Regions from separate parts of the Homo sapiens genome. Here all the other regions are linked to region 2. Evidence: chromatin contacts called from ENCODE Hi-C or POLR2A ChIA-PET data. All regions are on one chromosome and are shown on one strand. The core of a region is the stretch at or near the end of the contact, and the rest is flanking DNA. Distances in the headings are between cores, read along the strand shown. Region 1 holds the start of H2BC10 (H2B clustered histone 10). Region 2 holds the start of BRD2 (bromodomain containing 2). Region 3 holds the start of H2BC3 (H2B clustered histone 3).

Evidence for each region. A loop is a pair of places that touch in the nucleus more often than their neighbours do. ChIA-PET counts read pairs that join two places held with the same protein, here RNA polymerase II (POLR2A). Pooled maps may share reads with other maps.
Region 1: a pooled map shows a loop between it and region 2 (10-fold over the local background). The contact joins the promoter of H2BC10 here to the promoter of BRD2 in region 2. A Hi-C loop is called at or near these places in 2 of 50 pooled maps. POLR2A ChIA-PET finds 5 or more read pairs at or near these places in 2 of 52 experiments (A673 and PC-9).
Region 3: a loop to region 2 is called in a pooled map, with 7 times the contacts of the local background. The contact joins the promoter of H2BC3 here to the promoter of BRD2 in region 2. A Hi-C loop is called at or near these places in 4 of 50 pooled maps. POLR2A ChIA-PET finds 5 or more read pairs at or near these places in 3 of 52 experiments (BJ, CD4-positive, alpha-beta T cell and PC-3).

The regions. Positions count from the first base shown.
Region 1 is chr6:26,271,223-26,274,470 of GRCh38, reverse strand. H2BC10 (H2B clustered histone 10) reads right to left here and starts at 1,540. Exons shown (of 1, transcript NM_003525.3): 1 at 1,059-1,540. The coding sequence starts at 1,495. The coding sequence ends at 1,115. It overlaps H3C8 (H3 clustered histone 8), which reads left to right and starts at 3,058. Exons shown (of 1, transcript NM_003534.3): 1 at 3,058-3,248. The coding sequence starts at 3,087. It also overlaps the pseudogene H2AC10P. RefSeq lists enhancers at 450-609, 1,020-1,069, 1,080-1,209, 1,280-1,619, 1,950-2,289.
Region 2 is chr6:32,966,987-32,970,134 of GRCh38, reverse strand. It overlaps BRD2 (bromodomain containing 2), which reads right to left and starts at 1,541. Exons shown (of 13, transcript NM_005104.4): 1 at 1,079-1,541. It overlaps LOC124901302 (a long non-coding RNA gene), which reads left to right and starts at 1,614. Exons shown (of 3, transcript NR_190904.1): 1 at 1,614-1,990. RefSeq lists enhancers at 1-308, 1-626, 1,925-2,464.
Region 3 is chr6:26,042,342-26,045,757 of GRCh38, reverse strand. H2BC3 (H2B clustered histone 3) reads left to right here and starts at 2,045. Exons shown (of 1, transcript NM_021062.3): 1 at 2,045-2,531. The coding sequence starts at 2,101. The coding sequence ends at 2,481. It overlaps H3C3 (H3 clustered histone 3), which reads right to left and starts at 374. Exons shown (of 1, transcript NM_003531.3): 1 at 1-374. The coding sequence starts at 347. It also overlaps the pseudogene H2AC5P. RefSeq lists enhancers at 12-331, 1,562-1,801.

The DNA of each region.
Region 1 (3,248 bases), core at 291-2,790, 6.7 Mb after region 2:
CACGGAGGAGGAGGTTTAGGGAGAACACAGTCCTTGGAGCCTTAAAAAGGCTTACAGATAAAAGCGTCTGAATGTAGCACCGGGAATTTTCATTTCTTTGCTCCAACTTCAGGCTATCCTGTTGCCTGTTCTTTGTCTTAAACCTCAATATGTTCAGCTAAGAAGATGGTAGAGTTCCTGATCTTGCCAAGAGGTAATATGTATAGCTACGTGAAGTAATCCAGTAATTATAAACTCAGTAAAATTTGTAGAGAAATCAGTGGACTTGCAAGGGGGATATGAGAACGTCTGGTAGCGATCTGCCATGGTTTAGAAATGCAACCAACAGAGGTGATTTCCTCCATCATATGCCGCTCCAACCATTTGCAAGCTAACAACGAACTAAAAGACGAGTTTCGCTTTCTCAGACCTTATTTTAGATTTAAGACTACCCCAAACTTGATTTCCACCCGGCTACTCCAAATCAAGGGCAATAGGATGATAAAGTGAAACTAAAAACGAAAACAAAATTTTAAGATGGTGGTGTGCGGGGAGAAGAAAAGTGGGGATCAATCTAGAACACGATTTTTCCTTAGCTGCTGAGTGAAATGTGTCATATTAAGCTGCATACGAGCTTACTCCTTGGTGACGCTTACAATCTATAGGGGAAAAAACAACGAACCTGGATTTTTTTTTGAGATGTCTCGCTCTTATACCCCAGGTTTGAGTGCAATGGCTCTATCTGGGCTCACTGCAACCTCCGCCTCCTGGGTTCAAACGATTCTCCTACCTCTGCCTCCCAAGTAGCTGGGATTAAGTTGCCTGCCACCACTCCCGGCTAATTTTTGTATATTTTAGTAGAGACAGGGTTTCACCATGTTGGCGAGGCTGGTCTCGAACTCCTGACCTCAGGTGACGCGACCGCCTCGGCCTCCCAAAGTGCTGGGATTACAGGCGTGAGCCACTGCGCCCGGCCGAACTTGGATGTTTCAGTAAACCCTTACTATCCCATGTGTTGCTTAGCCATTTTACCTTGCCAATGCCAAGTCTGGAAAATTACAGATCTTTAAATGACAACATGGGTGGCTCTTAGAAGAGCCTTTGGGTCGTTAGCGCTTTTACCCAGGTAACTAGTTTACTTGGAGCTGGTGTACTTGGTGACCGCCTTGGTGCCCTCCGACACCGCGTGTTTGGCCAGCTCCCCGGGTAGCAGCAGGCGCACAGCCGTTTGGATCTCCCTGGAAGTGATGGTCGAGCGCTTGTTATAATGCGCCAGGCGGGAAGCCTCGCCTGCAATGCGCTCGAAAATGTCGTTGACGAAGGAGTTCATAATCCCCATAGCCTTGGACGAGATGCCGGTGTCGGGGTGGACCTGCTTCAGCACCTTGTACACGTACACGGAATAGCTCTCCTTGCGGCTGCGCTTGCGCTTCTTGCCATCCTTCTTCTGTGCCTTGGTCACCGCCTTCTTGGAGCCCTTCTTCGGGGCGGGAGCTGACTTAGCTGGTTCAGGCATGTTCGCAGCCGAAGTGATACCGTCAAATGACCACAGGAAAATGCTGGTGAGCCCAAACGCCCTCATTATTTACCTCGTGTATATGCAAATGAGGCTGGCTGAGTTTCGGTTTCTCATTGGTTCTTTTAGTGTCTGAATATATGATAGGCCATTTCTGAACTCCTAAATCTCATCGGCTCTCCCAGAAGCTCAACCTTGCATAATTTGACCTTTCAACTATAAGTATGTAAGTCAGAAGTGGTTTTTTTTTTTTTTTTTTTTTTAAATTTTTTTAAACACCTGCTTTTCGATTGGCTGAAATCTGTGTTCAGGAGATAGCACAGTCTACTTTGCCGAATATAGATTATAAGAGTTTAGCTCTTGCGTTTTACTAGAATCAATCACTTTCCTTCTTCTAAACAAGTATTTAAATACTTCACTGCGTCTGGATGTGGAATGCAGGGCAGCAAAGCTCGCGCCAAGGCTAAAACGCACTCTTCCAGGGCTGGTCTCCAGTTTTCTGTGGGCCGAGTGCACCGCCTCCTCCGCAAGGGCAACTACGCCAAGCGGGTCCGGGCCGGTGCGCCGGTGTACCTGGAGGCGGTGCTGGAGTACCTGACCGCCAAGATCCTGGAGTTGGCGGGCAACGCGGCCCGAGACAAGAAGACCCGCGTCACCCCCCGACGCCTGCAGCTCGCCATCCACGACGAGAAGCTCAACAAGCTGTTGGGCAAAGTTACTATCGCGCAGGGCGGTGTCCTGCCCAATATTCAGGCCGTGCTGTTGCCCTGTCTATACAAGTGACTGACTAGGCAAACAGGACTAATGAGAAAATGTTTAATATCTCAAGTAAGTGCTTTAATGTAGTCGGGAAGAAGCAAGTTCAGTAACGTTTACAAAACCTTGTAAAGTTTAGATGGACAGGGCCACTGCAGTGTTCAAGTTATCCTGCAGAAGAGGCTAGTGGGGGTGGTATCCTGGAATATCATCAATAGGACCCAACGAAAAGTAAATGATAAGAGTCGTTGGAAAACCTAAAATTAGCCTGTGCCTTAAAAATTCTCAACCGAAGCAAAACACCATTTGGGACAAAATAGAATTCAGTTAACATTTGTTGCTCACTGTTGTATGTCGGTGACTTCTTGGCTCGTGATTTCCCAGGTACATCACCCAGGAATCCTGCCTTATAATGGTCAAAGGTTTCCAGCTAGCAGCAGTCCAGGTGACTCAAGAAAACGGCACAAGATAAACTTCTCAAAACGTGGTCCTCCGAATCTGGCCCCACAACACATCTACTGAATGAGAATTAGCGTCTTCCAAGTCTTAAAGTAGTCGTTTACGGACTACAGCTTGAGAAGCGCAGAATTAGAACTTTAAGAAGTTAACGTTCTTGGATCGCAGACTAACCGAGAAGAGAGGATTCAAAAATGAAGTGATTCATCCAATCAGATTTTCCAGTAATTCACCAATCACATCGTTGGACTCTTCAGCCAATGGTTTTGTTGCGCGGGTCTTTTGAAAATCAACAAGGCCAATTAGAATGTTTCTGAGTATATATAAGGGCAGTTTCCACTCTGCCAAGTGGCTGAGTTTTTCTTTCAGGTAGTCTGAGATGGCCCGCACCAAGCAGACTGCACGCAAGTCCACCGGTGGCAAAGCGCCGCGCAAGCAGCTGGCCACTAAGGCGGCTCGGAAAAGCGCGCCGGCCACCGGCGGCGTGAAGAAACCTCATCGCTACCGTCCCGGCACCGTGGCTCTGCGCGAGATTCGCCGC
Region 2 (3,148 bases), core at 292-2,791:
CGGCCATGGAATAAAAACTTAGGAGGCTGAGAAAATACTAGGCCTTAGGAAAAGGGCAGCCAGACATTGCTCTCGTTTATTCCCTGCATTCCGGAAAATCACTGCCTCCCGATCCTCTATCCTCCCTTCCCCCACATGAGTCACCAGGGAGGCTACTGCTACTCAGTAATTTGGGAAAGTAACTCTTTCCTCCTTTCCGTTCCCTCCCCCGCAGTACACAAGGAGAGAACTGTTCAGGACTGGGGGAGGGGATGAGGGAGGCGATGGAAGAGGCCACCCTGGAGAAACCCGAAACCTTGGGAGCTGTGAAATCATTCCAGGTCCCGAGCCTCCCTCGCATCTCAGACCATGCTGTCTAGACCCCCTACTGCCAGCACCCACCTTGGGCCTGGTTTCTGTTCCTAAGCAGACCTCAAGCTTTCAGCTTGTAAGCACCCCAGCCTGGAGTAGACACGTGCTCAGTAAAGACCCTACAGGGGCAAAAGGCCCCACAGGCCGTGTCCACGTGAATGCACACAAATTCGGTAAGCGACTCGAAGCGTAACCTCCAGCCTGCGGTGTGACGACTGGAGCTCCCCTACCGCGGACACAAAGGGCGCACAGCAATGCTCCCTCCAGAGGCTCTGGGGAGAAAGGAAGTTGGCGCCTGGGAACAACCTCAGTTCACAACATGGGTGGCCAACTCCTAAAGCATTCACATCCACGGGTAGGGGCCACAGCCACCACTCCTCAGCCCACCGCCAGGTCACCCCTCCCTCGGCCGCCGATGGATCCCTTCTCACCTGGCTCCCGGCTGCTGTACCCCCAGGGGACGAATGGAATAGGGGGGGCCACACCGCCCCCTAACCCCTTTGCCCTCCAATGGGTACGGAGGCATGAGGCTGGCCATTCCCCTCCCCCCCCATGGCCCTCTCCCGCTCGCCCCCCCTCCACGCTCCCATTGGCTGTAAAAGGTTTGAAGGACAAATCTTCCCACTCTCAGGATTCTTTCCTGAACCCCAAGAATCCCCCTCCCGGACTCCCCACCATTGGTTAAGCACTTGACTGACATCTCCGCCCCACAAGGGCCCCTTCTCACCTGGATCCTAAAGCCTTCCAGGGGGCCTCCAAAGTTGCCCTCGGCTTGGTACGGGGTATGTAATCCGGGGTGTCAACCCCCCCCCAGAAAACGAAGCCGTGCTGGGGGAGGGGGCGTAGCCCCCAGCCCCTCCCTTCCCGAACGGGCTGGGGGGGTGGGGAGAGCATCGGGGCCGCGCGGCCACGTCAGCAGCACCCAGATTGGCTGACCGGGGTCACGTGCCCGCTTCCCCCCCACCCCCCGCCTTTCCCCCAGCCACGAGGACCAGCTTTCCGAACGTTCCTGGGGGTCGCGCCAAGGGGCCAAGGGGGCCGCATGGCCCAGGCCTATGTCCCGAAACCCAGAGCGCTATAACGCTGCTGCTTGTCCATATCCCCAGCTTCCTATCCCGCAGTCCTGGACTCTGTCCCCCCCACTCGCCTCTCCATACGAGTTCAGCATGGCTGCCGCAGACCAGGAACACACACAGCGCAGGCGCAAGGGTGCGCCCTGACTGGGGGAGGGGGAAGGAGGGCCAGAGGCTGCGGGGAGAGCCGTAGTGCGCAGGCGTCCGGACCGGAACCGCATCTCCGGCGGCGGGGCTTGGAGCGCGCGCTTTTCGTGGGGCGGGAGCCCGCGCCCGGGTGCTGACCTCCTGCCTCAGCGCCCCCTCCCCCACTACCCGCGGCCTAGCGGGGTAGCCTCGGGTGGCCAGGCTTGTTTCCTCCTCGGTGGGTGTAAGGTGCGGCTTCGCTGGTCCTGGCCTGAATCCAGCGGAAGCGCACGCTGCTGAGCTGTCAGCGGAGGAAAATGGGGCCTGGACCTGGAGATATGAGGGTCTGGAGAGAGGGGCCCCTTCCCTGGTGTCGTGTGGTGCGACCACTGGAGAGGGAGTTTCTCGCCCTCGTCGCGCCTGCCGCGCGGAGAGATAAGGTGCGGACCGCAGATGTGGACTTCGTATTTGGCTTTAGTCTTAGGCAGCCTTAAAATCTCTCCGTGCCGTGAACCTACGCTAGACTTTTCTTTAGTGAGACCTGTGAGTCCCTGGACCGCTCTACCTTCTACGATATTTACCAGCTGATAACTTTTCCTTCTCTATTTATTTCGTAGTGGACCGTTTAAACCTCTTATACTCTTAAAGTTATGATCTCTCCTCTCCCAAGCTTGAGTGAATTCCCCCCAAAATTTTGGAACTGGTAACATAAAATGTTATGGTGATTCAGTTGCCAGCTAAAAAGTAAGCCTTTAATTTGTCATTAGCCGATAACCTCTCCCTTGATTACCCAGAGTATGGTCCAGATTTTCACGCTGCAGACCCTAATCTCTCCTCACCGACAGATGGCACTTCACAGAACAGAAAGGCCAATTTGCAGAACTGGCTTCCCATTTCCCACCTGCAAACTGGGTCAATTGTGTATTCCTTTCTCATTTCACTAGAGGTCCTCCCTTCGGTTTGAGGAAATCCTTTACTATTGACCTGGTCAACCTTCTCTGTTACCCGGAAGCTGTCTTCCCTTCTCCCCCTTTTGACCTTTTTAAACTTTTCTCTTGGTTTCCCCGCTGACAGAAAGATAACAACCCTCTCAATATCGTGCCCTCTTAGAGACTCATGTCTCTCGGCTTCCTTGCACAGCCAAGACCTGAAATTGAAATTATCCTTACTATCTCAATTCTTTGTCACATTCTCTTTCCCCATCCCCACTCTTCAAGCTACCTCTGTCAGGCTGCTACCACCAAAACTTTTCTGGCAGATGTCACCAAGAACCTCCTAACTGGCAAAGTCAGGAAGCACTTTACAGTTCTCACTTTATTTGACCTCTGAGGCATTCGACATTTGATCATGTTTCCTTCCTGACATTCTCTCTACCCTTGACTTCTATACCACTCTCACTTGTTTCTTTTCCTATTTGTGTAACTGTTCCTCTCCAGTCTCAGTAGATTTTTCTTCCTTAGCCCCTTTTTATGTGTTGATATTTGCTGTGATTCTTGTTTGCTTCTAATTTTGTTCAACTTCTCTAGGTAATCTGACTCCATGGCTCAAAGCCTCTGAAGTCTGAATCTTTAGTTCAGACAGCTCTCTAAGCTAAACTT
Region 3 (3,416 bases), core at 796-3,295, 6.9 Mb after region 2:
TTAGCGTGAATAGCGCACAGATTGGTGTCTTCGAAGAGTCCCACCAGGTAGGCCTCACAAGCCTCCTGCAGCGCCATCACCGCAGAGCTCTGGAAACGCAGGTCGGTTTTGAAGTCCTGGGCGATTTCTCGCACCAGGCGCTGGAACGGCAGCTTCCGGATCAGCAGCTCGGTGGACTTCTGGTAGCGACGGATTTCGCGCAAGGCCACGGTGCCCGGGCGGTAGCGATGAGGTTTCTTCACGCCACCGGTGGCCGGAGCGCTCTTACGGGCTGCTTTAGTAGCAAGCTGCTTGCGCGGAGCTTTGCCGCCGGTAGACTTGCGAGCTGTTTGCTTCGTACGAGCCATTTGCAATGAGAGCACACACAAAAGTGTAGTGAACTGAGAGCAAGTGGCCTTTAAATATAGTGAGAAACATTCTGATTGGTCCTGTAATATTTCAAAAGTCCCGCGCGATAAAATCATTGGCTGAAGAGTGACCAGACTGATTGGTTCATTACTAGACAATCTTATTGGATGAGTTGCCCCACCGCCCATCCTGTCCTTTTCGTTTCAGTTATCTGCAGCGACAAATTGTCTAAAATTCTAGTTCATCCAGTCCCAAAGAACAGAGTGTATAACAAGGTATCTAAGGATTTTTAAAATGTAAATTCCGATTCAGTAAGTTTGAGTGGGACTTGAAATTCTGCATTCCTGACAGTCTCGCAAGTTATCAATGCTGGTGAACACTCACTAAACCACCAGAAACGTTCAGACTCATGTCGGGAAATAACGCTTATATTCAGAGAATGAGATTCCATGCTATTTTGTTACTGGCGAACAGCAAGTTTCCTTGCCCTTTGTTTTCTAAGTCCAAGTCACATTCCCACCCTGCCTGTTCTCAAAATGTCTTATTTTGGTTGGCCTTAAGTTTCACTTTGTATACTCTAAAATGTACTTTCTAAAGGAAGGTGTTATTTTCTCGAAACTTAACTTTTTAACACCATTAGGCTAGGGGGGCGGTGGCTCACGCCTGTAATCCCAGCATTTTGGGAGGGCGAGATGGGACGATCACTAGAGGCCAGGAGTTCAAGACAACCCTGGCTAAAATGGTGAAACCCCGTCTCGCATAAAAATACAAAAACTAGCTGGGCGCGGTAGCAGACGCCTGTAATCCCAAGTACACAGGAGGCTGAGGCATGAGAACCGCGTGAAGCGGCGGGGTGGAGGTTGCAGTAAGCCGATATCGCGCCGCTGCACTCCAGCCTGGGTGACAGAACTAGACTGTCTCAAAACAAACCAATCCAAACGAAAAGCAAAAAATACCCTAACAGAAGCAAGTTATCATCCTTTCTTGTGTAACTATGGACGGCTCTGAAAAATGCCGTTTCAAGTGTAAGCTACGTTTTCTGATTTGAGTGTTTACTTGACCTTGGCCTTATCGTGGCTCTGTTATTTTGGCAACAGGACGGCCTGAATATTGGACAGGACGCCTCCCTGAGCAATAGTGACGTTGCCCAGCTGCTTGTTGACCTCCTCGTCGTTTCGGATGGCCAGCTGCAGGTGGCGGGGGATGATGCTGCGGGTCTTGTCACGTATGGCGCTGCCCACCAGTTCTAAGATCTCGGCGGCCAGGTATTGTAAGTACACTGGCGCACCGGCTCCGACCGGCTCAAAATAATTGCCCTTTCGAAAAAGATGACGGACTCTGCCCTATTGGGAACTGCAAGCCCGGTAGCGACGAACAAGTTTTTGCTTTAGCTCCATTTTCCACGTCCGCAAATAGCGACCTATGAAAGCAGCGGAAAACTGTGAAAGACAAGCAAGCTGGAATGGCGCCTGAACAAATCCTTTTATACAAACTGCAAGGCTGCAATAGGAAGCTATCCTATTGGTCAATTATGTTTGGTGCTTTATCCAATAGAAAAAGATAACATAAATTCCATATTTGCATAAACCCCACCCCTCAGTGAAACCGTGTTTCTTTTGTCCAATCAGAAGTGAGGAATCTTAAACCGTCATTTGAATCTCAGGACTATAAATACATGGGCTCTGAACTGTTCTCTGTACTACTCTGTAGTGGAGAGTGTTAGTAGCTTTTCTATTCTGTTTAGGAATAGCAATGCCTGAACCCTCTAAGTCTGCTCCAGCCCCTAAAAAGGGTTCTAAGAAGGCTATCACTAAGGCGCAGAAGAAGGATGGTAAGAAGCGTAAGCGCAGCCGCAAGGAGAGCTATTCTATCTATGTGTACAAGGTTCTGAAGCAGGTCCACCCCGACACCGGCATCTCATCCAAGGCCATGGGGATCATGAATTCCTTCGTCAACGACATCTTCGAGCGCATCGCGGGCGAGGCTTCTCGCCTGGCTCACTACAATAAGCGCTCGACCATCACCTCCAGGGAGATTCAGACGGCTGTGCGCCTGCTGCTGCCTGGGGAGCTGGCTAAGCATGCTGTGTCCGAGGGCACTAAGGCAGTTACCAAGTACACTAGCTCTAAATAAGTGCTTATGTAAGCACTTCCAAACCCAAAGGCTCTTTTCAGAGCCACCTACTTTGTCACAAGGAGAGCTATAACCACAATTTCTTAAGGTGGTGCTGCTGCTATTCTGTTTCAGTTCTAGAGGATCAACTGGAATGTTAGCGAAGACAAGTTTTAGAGCCAAGGTTAACTTGGACGGGGCCGTGCGCGGTGCCTCTTGCCTTTAATCCCGGCAATTTGGGAGGCCGAGGCGGGCGGATCACGAGGTCAGGAGATGGAGACCATCCTGCTTAACACGATGAAACCCCGTCTCTACTAAAAATACAAAATAATTAGCTGGGCGTGATGGTGGGCGCCTGTAGTCCCAGCTACTCGGGAGGCTGAGGCAGGAGAATGGCGTGAACGCGGGAGGCGGAGCTTGCAGTGAGCCGAGATCGCGCCATGGCACTCCAGCCTGGGTGACAGAGCGAGACTCCGTCTCAAAAAAAAAAAAAAAAAAAAATTAAAAAAATATGAAGTTTTGAAGCAGAAATTATTTTGTCGTATGTTCTTTCATAAATTTTTTGCCTGCCTGCCTTCTTCCTTTGTTACAGAACTCCAACACTTACCCAAAGGTAGCTGTTGGGTCAGGGTTTCTGTACTATAGTCCCTTCTGTGGTGGCCAGAAATATGTTACAGGAAAGAGGTCCCCATCCAGACCCCAAGAGAGGGTTCTTGGATCCCGCGCAAGAAAGAGTTCAGGGTGAGTCCGCAGTGCAAAGTAAATGCAAGTTTACTAAGAAAGTAAAGTGGTGAAACGACAACTACTCCATAGACGGAGCAGGACATTCCCGAAAGTAAGAGGAGGAAGGCATCCACCCTAGGTACAATACTTGTATATATGGGGAGATGTGCTCTGCTACAAGTTTGTGATAAAGGATTAATTTTCTTAGTTACTATATTTTGCAAGAATCAACA